Linked DNA regions of Homo sapiens: region 2 is linked to region 1. Evidence: chromatin loops called from intact Hi-C (ENCODE). Cell type or tissue: chondrocyte. All regions are shown on one strand. Each heading gives the region's core, and the rest is flanking DNA. Links, peaks and the distances in the headings are about the cores only.

The links. Peaks named below come from ENCODE experiments on the same cell type or tissue, not always from the same donor. Only the 100,000 strongest peaks of a DNase experiment are listed, where the experiment ranks them.
Region 2: a loop joins it to region 1, with 2.0 times the contacts of the local background. A loop is called at or near these places in 2 of 110 quality-filtered maps.

The regions. Positions count from the first base shown.
Region 1 is chr1:53,521,526-53,530,474 of GRCh38, reverse strand. It overlaps GLIS1 (GLIS family zinc finger 1), which reads left to right. Exons shown (of 11, transcript NM_001367484.1): 5 at 523-684; 6 at 5,588-5,698. Among named protein-coding and RNA genes, the nearest start is that of DMRTB1, 67 kb to the right of the region's middle. RefSeq lists enhancers at 2,364-2,867, 3,372-3,875. In chondrocyte, for the core only: no CTCF peak of the experiment used is centred there; a DNase peak (open chromatin) is centred at 3,584.
Region 2 is chr1:53,678,904-53,687,852 of GRCh38, reverse strand. The region is part of intron 2 of GLIS1 (GLIS family zinc finger 1); the gene reads left to right. Among named protein-coding and RNA genes, the nearest start is that of GLIS1, 56 kb to the left of the region's middle. RefSeq lists enhancers at 1,464-2,292, 2,293-3,122. In chondrocyte, for the core only: CTCF peaks have their summits at 3,256, 3,455, 5,358 and 5,564 (motif pointing right); no DNase peak of the experiment used is centred there.

The DNA of each region.
Region 1 (8,949 bases), core at 1-8,000:
ACCCCCTGGGGCCCTCATGTCAGCCTTGAGTGGTGGCCACACAGTCTCAAGCTTGAAAACAAGGAAACAAGGCGCAGAGGGGTCAAGAGCACTGCCCAAAGCCTCTCTGGGACAGAGCCCAGTTCAGATCCAGGCTGTGGGTCCTTCCCTATTTCAGCTCTCTGTGCTGGGACACACCCCTGCCCTGATTCGGGGCTGTGCTGTGGTCAGGGCAAGTGCCTCGTTTCCAGATGGCCCTGGGGAGGGGAGCCTTTCGGGTCCAGAACTGGAAAGGCCACTTTCTTCTCCAGCCCTCACGCCCTATTTCTAAGTCAGGGTGCTATTTTTCTGGACTCACCAGGCCTTTCCAGATAAGGCCTGGGCCCTGAGCACTTCATGGGGAGCTGATCCAGAGCTCTCAGAGGCTCCAGCAGGATGGGAGGGGCAGGGGTGCTGGGGCCAGGCAGGCCTGGGGGGTTAGTTTCCATGCAGGGTTGGGGTGCCCACCGGGCTGGGAGTTCCCCTCACCAGCCTCTCCTGCAGTTTGAAGGCTGCAGCAAGGCCTTCTCACGGCTGGAGAACCTCAAGATCCACCTGAGGAGCCACACGGGCGAGAAGCCGTACCTGTGCCAGCACCCGGGTTGCCAGAAGGCCTTCAGCAACTCCAGCGACCGCGCCAAGCACCAGCGCACCCACCTAGACACGGTAGGCCCAACAGGCAGAGGCCCAGGGCGGGGTGGAGGATGGCCACACACCTGCCACTCATTCAGTGCAGAGCCCCTGCCTTACCCTGTAGCCCCACCGATGTTTGGGGCAGGAGATGCTTGGCAGGGCAGTGGGTCGGATGGTGTCCTCTGCATTCTAGAATGTTTAGCAGTTATCCCTGGCCTCTCTCCACTAGATAGGAGGCAATGTTCCCACTCCCAGTCGCAACAACCAAAACTCTCTGATGCCAAATGTCCCCGGGGGTGAGGGGAGGCAAACCTGCCCCAGTTAAGAAGCAATGCTTTGGCCTGTGGGTACCAGCCTGGGCACCAGAGCCGTGCACAGCCTCATGGAGAGAGCACATTCGCCTTCCTGTGTCCCCTCCCCAGAACCTGTCAGCCACGCCAGAGCAGATTGCTCCCTGCTCTTCCTGCCCCCTCCGTAGACACAGGTCAGAGGCTCTCCAGGGTGGTCTTTTGTCCGTTGAGCCCTGCAGGTGAGGAGCGGAGGTGGGCAGTGCCTAAGACTCCAGGCTCCTGCAGGTGACCCAGGCCTCCAGATACTGGCTCCCTTCCCACCTTCCTTCCCTTGTTTGCACCAGGCATAGGTAACAGCAGCTTTATTCCAATGTCTGCCCAGGCAGCCCTCCATGTGCCGTTAATAGAGCGCTTTCTAAAACTTCACCCCTCAGGATCTCATACAGACCCTGTGCTCTGGGCAGGGGCAGTCACGAAGCCATTTGACAGATTAGGGAAGTGGGACACCTGAGGCCAGTGCCTGCTCACCATCGCACAGCTGGACGGTGGCAGAGCTGACTCAGACCAGGGCCTTACACTAGGCCCTGGGTGAGGGGCACGTGCCTGAGGAGGACCCCAGCCCCCATGTGCTGCAGGAGACTGGGGTCTGCAGCAGAGCCATGTCCGGGCCCCAGGCTGGTTTCTCTATGCTTCCTGCAGGTGTTTGGGGAACTCTGTGGGTCAGAGGCTGGGGGATTTGGGTGGCTGCCCCCCAGCCCGTCCAGTTCACAGATGAGGAGGAAACAGGGGCCCAGGAGGGCAGCTGACCCCTCCAGGGTAAGTTGGAGGCCATGAGACAGCAGAGGTCAGAGCTGAAAGGGCACTTGCAGGTCTCTGATGCCAGCCATTTACCTTAGAGCCGGGAAAACCGAGATCCAGAAAAGATTCAGTGCCCAGAAAACAGCAGGGAAGCAATGTTCTTGGGGCCAGGCCAGGCCCTGGGGGGGACACTCTGTATATCTGGCCCCACAGTCTCACACACACTGCCCCCAGTTTCATCCTGGTGACCAACCAAGATGGGGCCCATTATCCCCATTTCATAAATTGAGACTCAAAGAGACTGAGTCATCTGCCCTGTCCACAGCAGGTGTGTGGCAGAGCTGGGATGCAAACCTGGGCTGGGCCACTCCAAGTCCAGTGCTCTCTGCTGGAAGAGCTGATGTGGCAGGCATCTTGGGGGATGCAGCAGAGCAGAGGGGTGAGGGTGGCAAGGAAGGGCCCCATCCCCAACCTGAACCCAACAGTCCTCCCCTTCTCAGCTTCATTGTCACAGGCTGTGCTACGGACATGAAGTGAGGAGTGGGTGCTAGCAGATCTCCCTGCCTTTGTCACCTTTTCAGCCCAAGGGGCCCGTGGCACCCTGGCCCAGGTCCTGAGAGGCACGCTCTGTGCCCCAGCACCCCCAGTTATGTCTCCCAGAGGCCACAAGCCAGCGCTGACAGTGCCAGGCCTCCCTGCACCCTCTCCCTACCCTCCCGTGCCTCTCGGGCCACCTTCCCTGACCCTCCTTCTTCCTCCCTCCCTCCTTACTGCATTTCCTGGACCCAGCCCCAAAGCAACAGGCCTCTGGCCCCCACTTGGTGTGTGAACAGAACCCCAAGGTCTAGGTCAGGCCAGGCCCAGAATGAGCCTGCAGGCTTATCTCAGGCCTTCGTCTCCCCAAGAGGTCCCCTGGAAGCCTGGGAAGTGCAGCCGCCAAGCCCAGCACCCCACTCGGATCCAGCTCCCCACATAAACACCGCAGGCAGCTCTGTGTTGCTAGTTTGCTGTCCCAGCACCTGCCCCCAGAGGCCCCTCGGGTCAGGCCCCTCACAGGGCAGGGCCTTGCTTTCCAGAGGGGACCAGCCATGTCCCTAGCTCACCTCTGGCATTGGAGAATGTGGGATTCTCTCCATGGGCGGGAAAGTTTCTCAGAACAGACTGGAGAGGACCAGGCCAGGGTTCTGACCGTGGCCATGCCTCCTGGTCCTGGAGGTCTGAGGAAAGCCCCTGGCCTCCCTGGGCCTCCTGAGAGGTAAAACCCCTGCTTCAGAGAGCGAGGGAGGTCAGCTGAGGCAGCAGGTGTGAGGCCCCGCACATGGACTGGGCGGCCTTCCCCTGCCTGTCCTCTTACTGATTGGGCACTGACCACATCCTGCCGTGTCCCAGGCTCTCAGTGTGGGGCTCGAGTCCTGAGTGCACAGATCCCCTGAGCGGACTCGAATAAGCCGCTGTCCTGCATGGGGCCTCAGCTTCCCCACTGGGATGATTCTCTCTCCCCTGCCCACTTCACTGGACCATTCGAGGCCACCGAGCAGAGGAGGCATTCTAGCAGAGGCCTGCACACGCTCCCTCCCTCTCCCCGCTGTGGGATCTTGGGCAAAATGTAGGTCTCAGTTTCTTCTTCTGCAAAGCAGGATGAGTCTCATGGGGTGGGTGTGGGCTCAGGGAGATGGCGGATGGCTGGTGCTCAGCACGGGGCCTGCACAGGGGAGCGCTCCCAGCAGAGCTGGCCTCCAAGTGCAGACGGGCAGGGGCTCCGCACGGCAGACTCACCCGGAGCGTCCTCATTACAGACAGAGGGAGGCCGCCCGGCGCTGCAGCCCACATGGCCATTCCAGGCGGAGCTTGGCTGCTGGCTGGGGACGGCCACAGGGTTTCCCACAGGCTCACGGGGAATGGGGCCTGAGGAATGTTCTACACATGTCAGGCCCTGGAAAAACAAACACAGAGATGGGCCTTGCCGCCCGTTTCCAGGCGAATGTGCCGGCAGACACAGAGCCAGCTTGTTTGCTTTTAGACGAAAGCGAGTGGATTTGTATCAGCATCCCCAAGGGACAGTCCTGGGGCCGGCTCAGGGACAGGGCAGGGCCGTGTGTGTGCCTGGGCACATGTGAACGCACGTGTGTGTGCCGTGCGTGGGTGTGTATGGTGTGGTGTGTGTGTGTGGTGGTGGTGGTTTTGTGTGTGTGTGTGTGTGTGTGTGTGTATGGTGTGTGAGAGAGGGAGCCTACCTCTGGGGTGCGGTGGGCTGGGGGCAGCAGGGGCCATCCGCGGCAGGCCTCCGCTCTCCCTCCCAGGCCAACCCCGGCAAGCTTCTCACTGCTGTCTCTCTCTTTTTGCTCTCCTCCGTTTCTTTAATCTGGCAACTCTCCATGGCAGCACCAAGGTATGGTCGTCTCTTTCTGCTTCCCCTCCTCATGAGGTCCCAGGGCCATGGGTACCTCTCCCTGGGTCTGAGGTTGGCCTGGCCTCTCCTTAGTCCAGCAGGGGCAAAGCTGCCTTGAGGTCCTGGGGGCAGTTCCACGTGGGTGTGTCTGGCAGGACATGGCAGTCCCTGGCACTCACTCTGAGAGGTGTCATTTCCTCCAATCCTTCTCCTGTCCCCTGCAGTCCCAGCAGGGCAGAGGCTTCTAAGAGAGCGGAAGCACTAGACGTGTCCGCAAAGGGAAGCCTTGTAAGCTTCAAGCCCCAGCAGCGGCCAGAGTCCTCAAGCAGGGTCCTGTGGAAGCCTTGGGAGAGATTGGGATTCAATTAGAGCCACGAGTCCCCTGCCCTGGGTCACTCAGACCTAGGATGAATCAGACAAGTCGCTCCCTGGCTGAGAAGAGGGACACTGAGCAAACCCAGCACATAGGCTGGACAGCGCTTAGGGGGATGTTCTGGCCCGGGGAGGAGGTGGAGGATGCGAGGAGAGCTTGGAGAGGAGGTGACGTGGCTGCGGGAGAGCTGAGGAGGTGCTCGTGGTGGGAGGTGTAGGGCCTGCGGTGCCGGGAGATGGCCTGTAGGGCACCAGGGAGCCACCAAGGGGTTTCAAAGGCAAGAGCGGGTCTGTGAGAAAGACCTTCCCCTCTGGCTGTGTGTGGGGAGCCTGAGGCCTGGAGGGCAGGGTGGGGCCTGGGCAGGAATTCAGGAGGGGCAGTGGGGATGGATTTGGGGTCCACTTCTTATATTCTGGGTGAGCCATGGGGGCCTGAGGGGAAGAGACTTGTCCACTCCCCATGCACAGGGCACAGCCCCCAGCCCCGCCAGACTCCCCAGCCTCCCCAGCCTCCCCAGCCCTGTGTTCTCAGATCCAGCCGTGCTTCCAGCCTCTCACAGCTATTGGCAGGAGGACCTGGTTTCTTGTGGCCCCAAGAGCAGTCCGGTGCCTCTGCACCTACCTGCAAGGTGCGGTCAGTGCCGCCTAGCCTGGCCCTGTGTGGGTGCCCCCTTCCCCTCTCCTCCTCCCCATCTGCAGAGCAGCTGTCTGACTGCACTCCCTGTCTGCTCAATGCTTACTTGCAGCTGTGGGGTCCAAAGGGTGGACTTGGCTCAGAGCCAGGGTCTGACCTGGAAGAACCCTTAGACCTCAGATGGCCCCATTTTTCAGAGAAGAAAGGTGAGACTCAGAGAGGAGAGGCAACTGACCTGAGGTCCCAGGATGGTGGTGGAATGAAGACACAAACCCCTTGCTCCGCTCCCAGGCCAGGCACCTTCCCCACAGCTGGGCCGGGCTGGCTGAGGCAGAGTACTCTTGGCCTGCAGCCAGCCTCTCGCCTGGTCACCTCCCCACAGCAGGTCACGCGGAGGCGCGTGTCCCGTAGGGATGGGCCTCACTCACCCCACCCGTGCCCCCCATGTTACAGAAGCCGTACGCCTGTCAGATCCCTGGCTGCTCCAAGCGCTACACAGACCCCAGCTCCCTCCGCAAGCACGTCAAGGCCCATTCAGCCAAAGAGCAGCAGGTGCGTAAGAAGGTAAGCCAGCCCTCCTCATCTGGCCTCCTCCCACCTCGCAGCCGCCTGCACCGCATCAGGCCAGGTGCCCACCCTCAACACATGCATCTGCCCACCCACTCGCCCTGTATGCCACTGTTCGTCCATCCGTTCGTCCGTTCGTCCGTCCGTCCACTTCCCACCTGCCCTTAGTGTCTCTGCTGACCCGCAGCCCTTCCTTCCACACCCCCAGCTGGCCCTTTACCACCCACAGACTGCCCACCAGCTCCTCGCCCCATGCATCTGTGCACCTCCCGCGGCTTGTGTGGTAAACACATGATGTCCAGCCTTGTGCTGGGCACGGAAGATGCAGAAATGAAAAAGCACGTCCCCGCTTTCAGTGTCCTGGCAGGCGACAGCAGACACAAAGAGATGATTCTACCTCATGTCATTAAGATGGCGAGAGAGATGTGCAGAGAAAAGTCAGGGCACAGATGAGGGGACCTTAGCCCCTCTGGGTGGGAGCAGGAAGGTCTGTGGAGGAAGTGGCGTCAGGCATGGGTGCAGTGTTTAGGGGTGTGAGCGCGGAGTGGGCCCGCGGGGCTTGCTTCCGCTGGCTCTGCACCCAGGCACGTACGTGCCTTTGGGCTTCAGGTTCCTCAGCCATCAGAGGGGACAAAAAAGGACTTGCTTTAGACAGCTGCGGTCAGGAGTAAATGACGGTTTATGCTGAGGGTTTAGAACTGTACCTGGCACAAATTTAAAAGTTCAAAACAGAAATTGGTGTATGTGTTCATTGGTCTTGAGGAAGGACTAAGAGTTGGGCCGGTGAATTCAGAAGAACGCTCCCCAGAGTGACTGGCGCTGAGAGGGCTGAAGCCTGAAGCCCAGTGTGTGCAGGATCAGCGGCCAAGCAGCGCAGTGAGGAGAGGTGGTGTGGGCAGGGCTATGTCCAGGGCACAGTGGGTGCCATCGAGAGGTCTTAAGCAGAGCAGGGACATGGCACCTTGAGAGGTAACCCTGAGGGCCATGTAGAAAATGGGTTGGGGATGCTGTTTTGGACGAGCCGTGTGTGAGTTCCTGAGGGGACTGGGCCATGGCAGGAGGGACAGGACTGCAGCTGGGGGCAGAGCCCACCTGGCTGGGTTAACTCACACCTGCACTCCCATGGAACTCCAGGGCCAGGGAGTGAGGGTCCTTGAGCGCCAGGGAGGGTGTGGGAGTGAAAGAAACACCAGGGGCCAACTCAGGGACACTGGCATGACAGAGGAGGACAGAGTGGGAAGATCGCATTTATTGGTTCAACCAGATTTACAGAGCACCTACTGTATTCCAAGCATTGTTCTGTGAACTGTGGACACTGCCAGGAATGAAACAGCAGAGGCCTGCAGGCTGGAGGAAGCAGCTGCCTCAGGCCCTGGGATAGGGAGACAGCGATGGGGTGCTGGGAGCAAGGGGCCTCAGTGGGAAAGAAGATGGGAGGGGACCGCCAGGCTTGGGAAGTTGGTCTCCAGCCTGCAGGCAGTGGGGAGCATTGGAAGCTGTGGAGCAGAGAGGGACGTGGTCAAATCCTGCGCCATGAGCTTTCTGGTGAAACACCACCTCCATGTTCCCTGAGGAGGGAGGGGATGTGCTTTAGCCCAGGTGCCTCTGAGGCTCAGGCACTGTACCTGGGGCTTCATATCCTGTATCTCATTTAGGCTTCACTATAGCCCTAGCTCGCCAGCTACTCGGAAGGCTGAGGTGGGAGGATCATTTGAGCCCAGGAGTTGGACTGCACACCAGCCTGAGTGACAGAGCAAGACCCTGTCTCAAAAAAAAAAAAAAAAAAAGAAAGAAAAGAAAAGAAAAAGAAACTACAACCGTAGGTGTGGGCACTGTAATTCCCATTTTATTTTATTTTTAGAAACAAAGTCTCACTCTGTCACCCAGGCTGGAATACAGTGGCACGATCATGGCTCATGGCAGCCTCCAACTCCTGGGCTCAAGTGATCCTCCTGCCTCAGCCTCCTGAGTAGCTGGGACTACAGGCATGCTTACTGCTCCTGGCTTTTTTTTAATATATTTTTTTTGTAGAGATAGAGGTTTCACTTTGTTGTCCAGGCTGGTTTCAAACTCCTGACTTCAAGTAATCCTTCCACCTTGGCCTCCCAAAATGTGGGGATTAGAGTCATGAAACACTCATTTTAGAGATGGAGAAACTAAGGCTCAGAGAGTTAACAAACCAGCCCAGCATCATGCACCCCAGAAGTGCCAGAGCCAGGGTCCATCCCAGACCTGTCTGCTTCCAGGGCCTGAGCTCCGTTCACTGCTCTCAGGTTGAGGGCCTGAGTGGGGACAGGGAATGGCCCAGGCTCTAGCAGACTGGAGCTCCACACCAGGGAGGCTTCTGTCCCAAGCGGACCAGTGCCTGAGGACCAGAATCCTGTCCTGGCTTTCCCAGGCCCCATGCTTGGCTCGCACTGAGCCCCCGGGGACTTGGGGCCACAGATCTGCAAACTTCCCAACAATAAGCATCCATTAAGAGCCATCAGGGATGATGTATCTTTCTGGGTAAAGCGACCCTTGTATTATGACAAGTCCTTGGCAGCCCTGCCGCGTTTCAGAGAAAATTAGAAATGCTTTTCTTCCTTAATTCTCCTCTCCTGCTGCTCCTAATCCGATCGACATTGCGGTCTACAAGAACATGCCTTGGCTCTCTTTTGCCAGAAACTTAATTTACATGGAAAACAGCTGCTGGGTCAGGGAGCCAAGAGCCCATCTCGAGGCTGGGCTTGCCTTCTCCAAGCCTGGGCCTGGCCCTGCTGTCTTAGGAGGGCAGAAAAGCCCTCAGGGCTGACTCTCAGCTGCTGTGTGATGTGGGGCAGGGCTCTCACCCTCTCTGGGTCTGTTTTGTCCTGGGGAAGATGAGCATTTGGCTGAGCCAAGCTTTGGGATTTCCCTGAGAGAAGGGGCCCTTCCCAGGTGCCTGCCCCAGTCATCATCCAGTGTCCTGAAGGCCTCACCCTGTTCCCATCCTGGCTCTGGAAGATGTTCTGAGGTGACTGTCTGGGGACAGCCAAGGGTTGTTGGCCAAAGATTTGCTTGGGTTACTGGGTGCACCCCAGCCCAGGCTCACCCTTAGCCAAGGGACCTCAAGTCTATATACTGATCCATCGTGCCCATGATGGGGTGACCAGATGGGGCTCGGCCAGCTGGAGCTCTGCCACCCCTACTACAGCACTTCCAAAGCATGCCCCCAGCCATCGTCACTCTGTGTCATTACTCCTCATGGCAGCCTGGGGTGAGGCGTG
Region 2 (8,949 bases), core at 393-8,392, 160 kb before region 1:
CTGGGAGCCTGCACAAGTGGGAGCAGTTGTCACTGTCCCCTGGTGACATGGGGGCCTGGGGCAGAGAACACCCTGTGATACCTGGTTAACTGGAACCCCCGTTAACCAGAACTCCTGCCCACTGTCCGTCCCTTCGTGAAGGAGGTGGCTAGATGCTATGGGAAGACCCTGGCTGGGTGGTGGGCGGCGGGGGCTCTGACCTGGTGCTGCCCCTTCCTAGCTGGGGGGACCCATTGCATGTAAGCAGACCTTGTGGTTTGGGGAAGAGAACGCACAGAACCACCCGACAGCAGGGGGCCCTTCAGGAAGCTCCTCGGCTCTCACAGGAGAGCGGGGATGTACTCGGGTCTTCCATGAGGAGTTATTGTGGGGGCTCAACTGTGCGAGGCCTGACACGGGCTTGGTGAAGCGGGGCGGGCTGGTTGGACCGGGTGATAGATGTTGTCCTTGGAATGACTGGGAGTAAATAATTAGTGAAAGAACTCCATGGGAATCCCTTAGGAGACTCTTTCTTTCTTTCCACTGCCCACCCCCTAAAAATGTCTGAGAGACCCAGGTGGGCGGGTGGTGCCTTGCAGGGTATGAAGGGCCTTGGGAGCTGGGACTACTTCCGTCCTCCTCTGCCCAAGAGGCAAGCGGCCCCTTCCAAGTCCAGCTCTCCTGCCTGGCTCTGGTTCTGCTCCCACAGTGATTCTCTCGTTTGCCTCATCCTGGGAAAACCTTTCCTTAACTTCAGGAGATTCCGGGTTCCAGTCCATGCTCTGCCCCTCGGAGGCTGTGTGACCTCGTCGAAGTTACTTGGCCTCTCTGAGCCTCAGTGGCCTCACTGGCAGTGGAGTAGCTCTTGGGAGCCTCCTATACACAGCTCTGGAATCCACTGTGTACCAGGGCAAAGAAAGGGCTCAACACTGTCAGGAAGTTCAGTTAGGTGATGGACACGGTGATCCTGCAGGCCACAGTCCCATCTCCCTAGCATGGTGGACAAGGCCCTTGGTGATCTGGCCACAGCAAACTTATTGCCCCACCCCCGCCACCGTTCAGGCCACCTGGAACATTTCCCATCCTCTGAACCCGTCACACGTTCTCATGCTTCTGTGCCTTTGCATGGTCACTCTTTTCTTGGCTGGAGAGCTCCTATTTCTCTCTTAAACCCAGCTCAGATGCTCCCTCTTGGACTCCTTCCTGTATCTTTCAAGCAGAGTCAGTTCCCCTGGCCAGAGATGAGCACTGTTTTCCCTGCATTCCAGTTTATCTGCTTCCCTCGCTGCCTCCCCCCACAGTCTGTGAGCTTCCCAAGGAGAGGGAGAGGATCTGATTCATCTGTGCCTCCAGGGTCCAGCTCAGGGTCTGCCACCAACCAAGCAAGGACCATTCTCCTGTGCTCACAAGGACCTCTGCTCTCTTTCCTAACCTTCTTTCCCACTTTGGAGGGAGAAAGCACTGCGGATGAGAACAAAGCAATGTCCTCCATCAGAGAGGCTAGGGGGCTGGTGGAAAGTGGAGTAGGCTGAGCCGGAGGGGAGAATTGTGCCGTGTGGAGCTGAAAGATAACAAGGGGCCACGGTCTGACTTGGCAGTGCGTGGCCTCCAGAATGGGCTGCAAGGGAATCTTCCTTCCTTCCTTCCTTCCTCCCTCATTTACTGAGTACCCAGCTTCAGGGCAGTCATAGCTCCGCTCCGTGGGGAAACAGTGGAGCATGAGAGAGAACCTCCTAAAGGGGCTTTGCAGTCTGGTGGGAGAGATGGAAGGAACAATGGCCATAGGTGGGCAGCTGGGATCATGGCTGCGGGAGTGGAGAGGGGCCAGTGAGCAGCCTGGTGGATGACAGGGAGATGAAACTAGATGAAGGGCAGGGGCAGAGGGGGAGGGCAGGTTTCTGACGGAACCCATGCATGAGAGGGAGTGGGGAGAATCTGAGGTGGGGCTGGCCACAGGCTGGCTGGAGGGCTCAGCAGGGAGCAGTTCCTGAGGCCAGATGGCTCAGCACAGTGGCAGCGGCTCCCAGCAGATCTGGCTGCGGGATGGAGGACAGATTGAAGGGCCAGTCAGGGGCAGGAGCCTCAGACCGTGGTAGCGGTGGCCAGCGCTGAAGCCGCTGGGGAGAGGAGGGGATGGGTTAGGACCCACTATTTGAGACCTGACAACTGACTGGATGTGAAAGCTGAGGGTGAGGGAGACAGTCACAGGCAAGGAGGGAAGTGACAGTTGTCTCAGGAAATAACTTGTTGGAAGAGAGGGGAAAAAACACAAAGAACTCAGCAGGGATCTCTGCAACTCAGGGTAATTTTGGCTTCGGAGAGTCAGCCTGCTAATCAGATTGTAAAAATCAGGTACCAGGGTTTTTGCAGAAAATGCAGCAGATCAAAGCCAGGGTCGATTAGGCTCTGATTAAACATTGCCGAGGAGGTCAGACTCATTACGGAGGAATGTACACAGGCCGGCAGCGCTGACGGGGGATAATAACAGATCGCGCCCGGCAGCGCAGACACCACGGCGCTCTGGGGACGCGGTCCTCCGCGGCGGGGCGGCCACAAGGAATGGTATGTCCGCGGGCTCCAAAGGGAGTGAAGGTGCAGGGGTGTGTGGCAGCATGTAGGGTCAGCTGCATGCTGTCTAGTCTCCTTCTCTGTGGCCTCTGGATGGGGAGTGCTCCTGTGAGCTGGGCATTGGCAGAGGTCAGCCAGGACACCCGTCTTGCTGTCTTTCACCTTTACCTGCTTGCTCATGGCCTTTTTGCTGGGGGAAATGCCTCCCCACCCTCTTCTTTCTTCTGTGTCCCTCCCAGAACTCTGCCAGCATCTCCTCCAGGAAACCTTCCCTGACTTCCACCCCAGGTCAGGTGTCTCCTCTGGGTCCCCACAGCCTCAGAGCTCTGGCTTATCTCCCCTCCCGTGAGTCTCTTGATGGCAGCATGACTCTCTGTGTCCTCTGTTTCCAGCTCAGGGCTGGGCAGAGTGGATTCACTGATCTGGGCAGAGCCAATTCCCTGAAGCCACACAGCAAGCCAGGCTCCACTTGCCTGCCCTAAAGCAGGCCCAGGACTTCTGCTGAGAGGTGGTCATGGGGTAGGGGTGCTGGGAGCCTGCTGGCCAGGAGGAGAGGAGAGGCAGGTGGCCCACCAGGCTGGTGTGGGAGCTGTATGAAGGAGATTCATGGCAGGGAAGAAGGGAATGAGTGCCAGGCTGAAGAGCCTGGATGTGACCCTGTGGGCACTAGTGAGTTCTTGATTTGAGGTAGTGACAGAAACCAAACTGTGCTTCAGGAGGTACTGGAGGGCCCTCCATTTCTTTGGCGAGAGCAAGATTCTCTGAACAGCCACCCACCCTGGTGGCTTTGACCTCTACTTGTTGCTTCACCTCACAGTGTGAAGTGAGGCTCACCTGCAGTGGTCCCCATGAACCATCTTAAGGGCCCCAGGCTGGTCCTGACCACAAAAAGCCCAGGAGTCAGAGGGAGCAGGGAGACCCCTAGAGGCTTCTAGGCTTTCCCACGCTTTCCCAGGGTTAGGAAAATCGGCTGAATTTGGTTCACACATTCCATAAATACACAACACCTTCTGGGTGCCAGCCCTGTGTTGAGTTCTGGGGAGGCCCTGAGGTTCTAGCAGCCTGGCTCCCTCCAGAGAGGGTAGGAGGAGCTGGACTGCAGAGATCTTGGGGGTGGGGAGGACATGGACCCAGGAATGCCCTGCCCATCTGAGGGAGACATGGACACCCCCAGGCCTGGCTGGGAACTTTGGAGTTTAGAAGGAAGGAACACAAAAGCCCTTAACCTCCCAGCTGGAATGTGGACACTTCATCCATCCTGCTCTCCATCTCTACTCCAGCCCCATAAATGTCCAATTTGGGGAAAAGATTCCACTCTAAGCCCCAGCAGAACAAGGTGATTAAGAAACTGAGCTCCATAAAATTGTCCGAGCTCTGGCAGGCGGGGTGGGTCAGGAGAGTCCCTGAGTCTCAAGCCTGGCAAGGACTGTACAAAGCCCTCATCCTTCTAGTCCACATCCTCCCAATGCACAAATCCCTTCTGCAGCATCCCCAGCAAGTGACCACCCACTGTGTGCTTGAGGGTCTCTCTTGACAGCTGCTCAGTACCTCCCCAGGGTACCCAATTCAGTGCTGTGACACTCCATTCCTGACAAGCATTTACCGGGCACCTCGGTCATTCTTTCATTCCACATGCCTGCCCGTGCCAGGTCTTCTGCTAGGGCTAGAAACAGAAGAGCTAAGGCTAGTACCTGCTAACGTCCTTGATGCATGCTGTGTGCCAGACACAGTGCTGATTTATGTGGATGATCTCGTGTGATCCACGTGAGAACTCTCTGAGGTAGGTGGTGCCCTCATTCTCCCCATTTCACAGATGAGGCCTGCAGAGATAGAGTAACTCACTCAGGGTCATGCAGATAATCAGAAGCAGGGCTGGAGCTTGAACCCAGGCTTTGACATCATAGTCTCTGCTCATGGTCATTGTGCTCCACAAGTTAGGAGGCCTTTGGTTGGGGGGGCTCAGGCTCTGGGGACTGCCTGCCTGCGGTTATAATCACATTCACGCGGTGTGAGGATGCCCGTTAGCGGGTTACTGAGTGTGAGCGCTTGGATGAGCACCTGGCCATTGGTAGATGTTCAGGAGGTGTTCATGGTGTATATCCACAGTGCAGGTTGGGGAGCCAGGAATGTGTCTGCCAGAAGTGGGACCCCAGACTCCATATGCCAGGACTGAACTCGCCTTCTTTCCTTTCCTTCTAAAGCACGGTGCCACCTTCTGCCTCAGTGCCTTTGCACAGACCATTCCCTTGACCTGGAATCCTCTCCCTTCCTTTGCTGCAGCCTTTGCTCACTATTTCCTCATTCTTCATGTCTCAGTTCATGCTGCTTCTACAGGGAAGACTTCCTGATTCCTCTCCTATGTATACCCCCTTCGTGCCTCTAACAGAGTTGATCGTGTATTATTTGTATGGTTCCTTGATTGCTCTCTGACCCCTCACTAGGTGCTGAGCTCAAGGCAGGGACATCTGTTTAGCTCATCATACAGTTAGGGGCCACAGTCCCTCTGTAGGTAAAATGGCAGGGTTGTCTCAGATAATCTTCGAGTTTCCTTCCTATTCTGGTCTGATTGAATGAGCTACTGCTGCACACTTGTTATGAAAGGCAGCTCCTCCTAGATTAACCAATGGTGAAAGGGCCTCTCCTAAGCCTTTGTCTCCTTGCCTGCCCCTTGGCTCTGCGTTATTGCCCCTGAAGAATCAGTTCAGACAGGAACGTGGGTGTATTCTAATAAGCGAAGTGCTGCCAACTTGCAACGCCAGCACTTAGGGTCTCTGCCAGGGCCCTTGCCATCTGCCTGTGCCTCAGCATCCCTTATGGGGACACATATTGAGAGGTAACCTGCAGAGGAAGGCCCTCTTCTGATTATGTTCAGCTTACTTCAGTCATCTACAGAATGAGAGGGCCATTCCCCCACCAGAATGTGAGCTCCTCGCGGGGATGCAGGGATGCAGGGACTGTGCCTGATGCACCTTTCATCCCCCCACTCCTTCATGCCTAACACACAACCTGCCACCAGGTGTCAGCTGTGTCAGCGGCTGCTTGCTGGATGGCTGAAGGAGTGAAGAATGCATGGCTGCAAGCGGGTCTGGAGTTGGAGTCGGAGTCCGGTGGTGAGCGGCTGTGTAGAGGCAGAGGGGTGCCTCACCTTTACAACAGGAAGCATCTGTGCAGGGCTGGTGCGGACTCTGCCTGGAACGGCCCCCGCTGGCCAGATGCCAAGAGTTTATTGCATGCAGCACAGCAATTTCAAATTTCCTTTATTTTCTAAGAGCCAACGAATTAGTTGAAAGATTAAGAACACTTGCAAAGTAGCCTACAAAGTGGTTTAAGTTAGTGTAGTATAAACTCAGCACAGAGTGTAGCAGGAAGGGAGGGGAAGCAGTCAAAGAAGGCCCCCGAGAGCAGGAACGTATTGCTGGCTGGGTGCAGATGGCTCTACAGAAGAAGAGGATGGGGGAGGAGAGAGGGGGTTCAGTCCCAGTTGCTCCACCCACCCACAGCAACCTCGAATGCACTCAGCTCTGAGCCATCTGCTCCCTAAGGGTAGGTCCTCCTGTGTCCCACGCACCTAGAGCAAAGTGGGGGCTTCACAAGTCTTTGTGGGGTGGTTACCACTGGTGGGCTCAAGCCCTTTTCCTACCTCTCCTTAGTAGTCCTTGAAAAGAAATAGCCATCCTGGAGCTGTGGAAGCTGCAGGAAGTCCAGTCCCCTGCTTTGTCAGCAGAGAGAATATGAATGCTCTCTTTCTTGGCTGCCTGTGACTGTCCAGCCTGGTGGCATCCACTTCTCCCATTTTACTCACAGTTTTACAGGAATTCTCCCTTGTCTCTGACTTGGGTCCAGGCCCCTTTCTGGCTCCAGCCAGTATATCCCTCCCTACTTGGCATTGTCCTGGGAGCAGGGCGGCCAGTGAGGGGCGGTGGCAGAGATGCAGGCAGCAGATGATGAGGCCCTGAAACTCTGCCTTGTTGGACAACTGTGGCTGGCCCCATCTCAGCCCACCTCAGGCTGCAGCCCTGGTTCTGATGAGCAGCCCTGGAGAAGAGCATGCCATCTACTCATAACCCAGCCTAGGTACTGACAGCTGGGCATGCGTCTTCACGCAGCCACGAACTCAGAAAAGAAGCTGCCAGTGTGGATCACGGAGCAGTGGAGGAGTGCTGGAGTTTTCCTCTTTAACTTAATTTCAGAGGCTTGTGTGGACCCAAGGCCGAGAAGAGGGGCCTGCATCCTCTCTCTGACCCTGGCAGATAGTATCAGCGCAGTCAGGCTGAAGGCCCTGGAAACATTGACCCAGCTGTGTCCAGGGTTGAGATCATCTGGCCAGCGTCTGCTCAGGGTAGATGTGTTGGGCAGTGGCCACATGTGTGCCGTCTTGTGGAGAAGTTCACCTTGGGCACAGTGAAGGGTAAAGCTCTTGTCCACAGTCAATTCTGCATCTTCAGATACGTCTCACCCTGCTCATTTAGACAGCTGTGGGATTAGATCTGATATTTTATTCCTGCTGCTTAGTAGGGAGAATCAGTCTTAGAATAAACTCAGATGACCTGAATGGCTTTGGTTTTGGAGTGTCTTTCATTCATTCATTCATTCAGCAGATAGTAGGAGCATCACACCTATTCCCCCAAATAGGATTTGTTTTCTGGCCACGTGAGTTTTAAAACCTTCTCTGATATTAACAGGATGACTATCACATCTTCTGAGGATCACATTTCCATGTGGTCTACAGTTCACAGAACACTTTCCCTTCTGTTATTTAATGTTGTCAAGGTGAGGGGCTTTATTATTCATCTTTTGCAAGAGGAGGAAGAGGCTCAGAGAGGTTAAGTATCTTGCCCATGGTGACACAGCTCTGTCAGGAGCAGAGGTCTGTGGCTGTCCCCTTCCACCCCAGTACTGGTGCCACTGAGTGGTGGGCACCACACTCGTGGCATAGATCATAGTCTCTACTTCCTGCCAAAAAGCAGGGGTTTGTGGACAGGGAAGTACATTTTCTTAATCGTTTTGGGCCTCCGTGTTCCTATCTATGAGGCTTATGTGATGGAAGTCTCCCTCCTTGCCTTTCCTTATGAAGACGTTAAGGACAAATGCCGTATTTGATCTGAATTTTTTTTTTTTAAGCTGTTAGTGGCTGAGACAATCTAGGTCCTTTAGAATCTCCTGTGAGTGGAGACCTGCCTCCCTCCCTGCCTTCTCCCTCCTTCATTCAGCAGACATTTGGGCTGGGGACTGGGGATCTGGAGAATTCGACCTGGCACCTGACCTTGAGGAGTTCAAAGACATGTGGCCTGGATGGGGTGGTAAGGAAACAGGGGTCTCCATTACTGCTTCCATATTTGGGGGCACCCTGGGTGCCACAGGAACATGGGGTGGCCTTTCCAAGGTCAGGCTGCCTCAGGTGTGGGTAGGAGCTGTTGGTTTTCAGCTCTAAGTATCCTCTTTACAAGAAAGGACCAACGAGCTGGAGAGAGAAGTCAAAAAGTTGGGCCAGCATTGTCCACCGTGTGTCAGCATGCTACAGGGGCTTTCCAGCCCTCCCCAGGCCCTCCTCCCGGCAGCGCCAGAAGGCAGGAGTGATTGCTGTCCCAAGGAAGCATGCTCAGAGCAGCCAAGGGGCCCGTCCAGGAGGCATGGCTGACTTTGAGCTCTCATCTCTGTGGTTCTGTGGCTCAGACTTCTCTCTGGGACACAGTGGCTGTCAGTAGCCCTCCCTGGGCTCTGTGTAAATGGGGCAAGTGGCTTTCTGGGGCCCGAACAGGAGGGGCCAGGCAGCCTGTGGTTTGGGCAGGGGTCTGAGTCTCTGAGTCTTCACTGCCTCACTCTGGGCTGGCCCTTTTTCCTGGGTTCCTCCTGGAGCAGCAGATGCTTCAGGTCAGACGTTCAGCCTCACATCTGGTCTCCCTCCTACTTTCATCTGAAACCCAACTCGGATTGTCTCAGTAAACAAACAGTAAATTCAACAATACAATCTTCTTGAAATGCCTTGTAGTTATTTTAAGGCTGTTTTGGGGTTTATTTTAATTGCAGGCCCAGCTCCCACAGTCACGCAGCTGCTGCTGGGGGCATTTGTGGCTGCCACCTCCCTCTCTCCTGCCCGTTCCCCCTCGTAGTGGGCCCCTTCCCCCTCCCATCAGAGGTCCAGGGTGGCCTGGAGGTAGTGGAGGGAGATGAAGTGGGATGTAAGGTTGCTCCCCCGTGTTTCCCGCTTCATCTAAGAACGCCGGCAGCTGCAGTGGCCACGAGCCCAACTTCAGACCTGGGCCTGGTGGGAAGAGGACATGAGAGGTGGGGGGTGACCTCCCAGGCTGTGGAGGGTCATAGGGAAGGAGCAGCCAGGGGCTGGTTTTAGGTTTGCTCCCTGGGAACCCAGACCACAGGCACACCACACTTGACAGCAGAAGT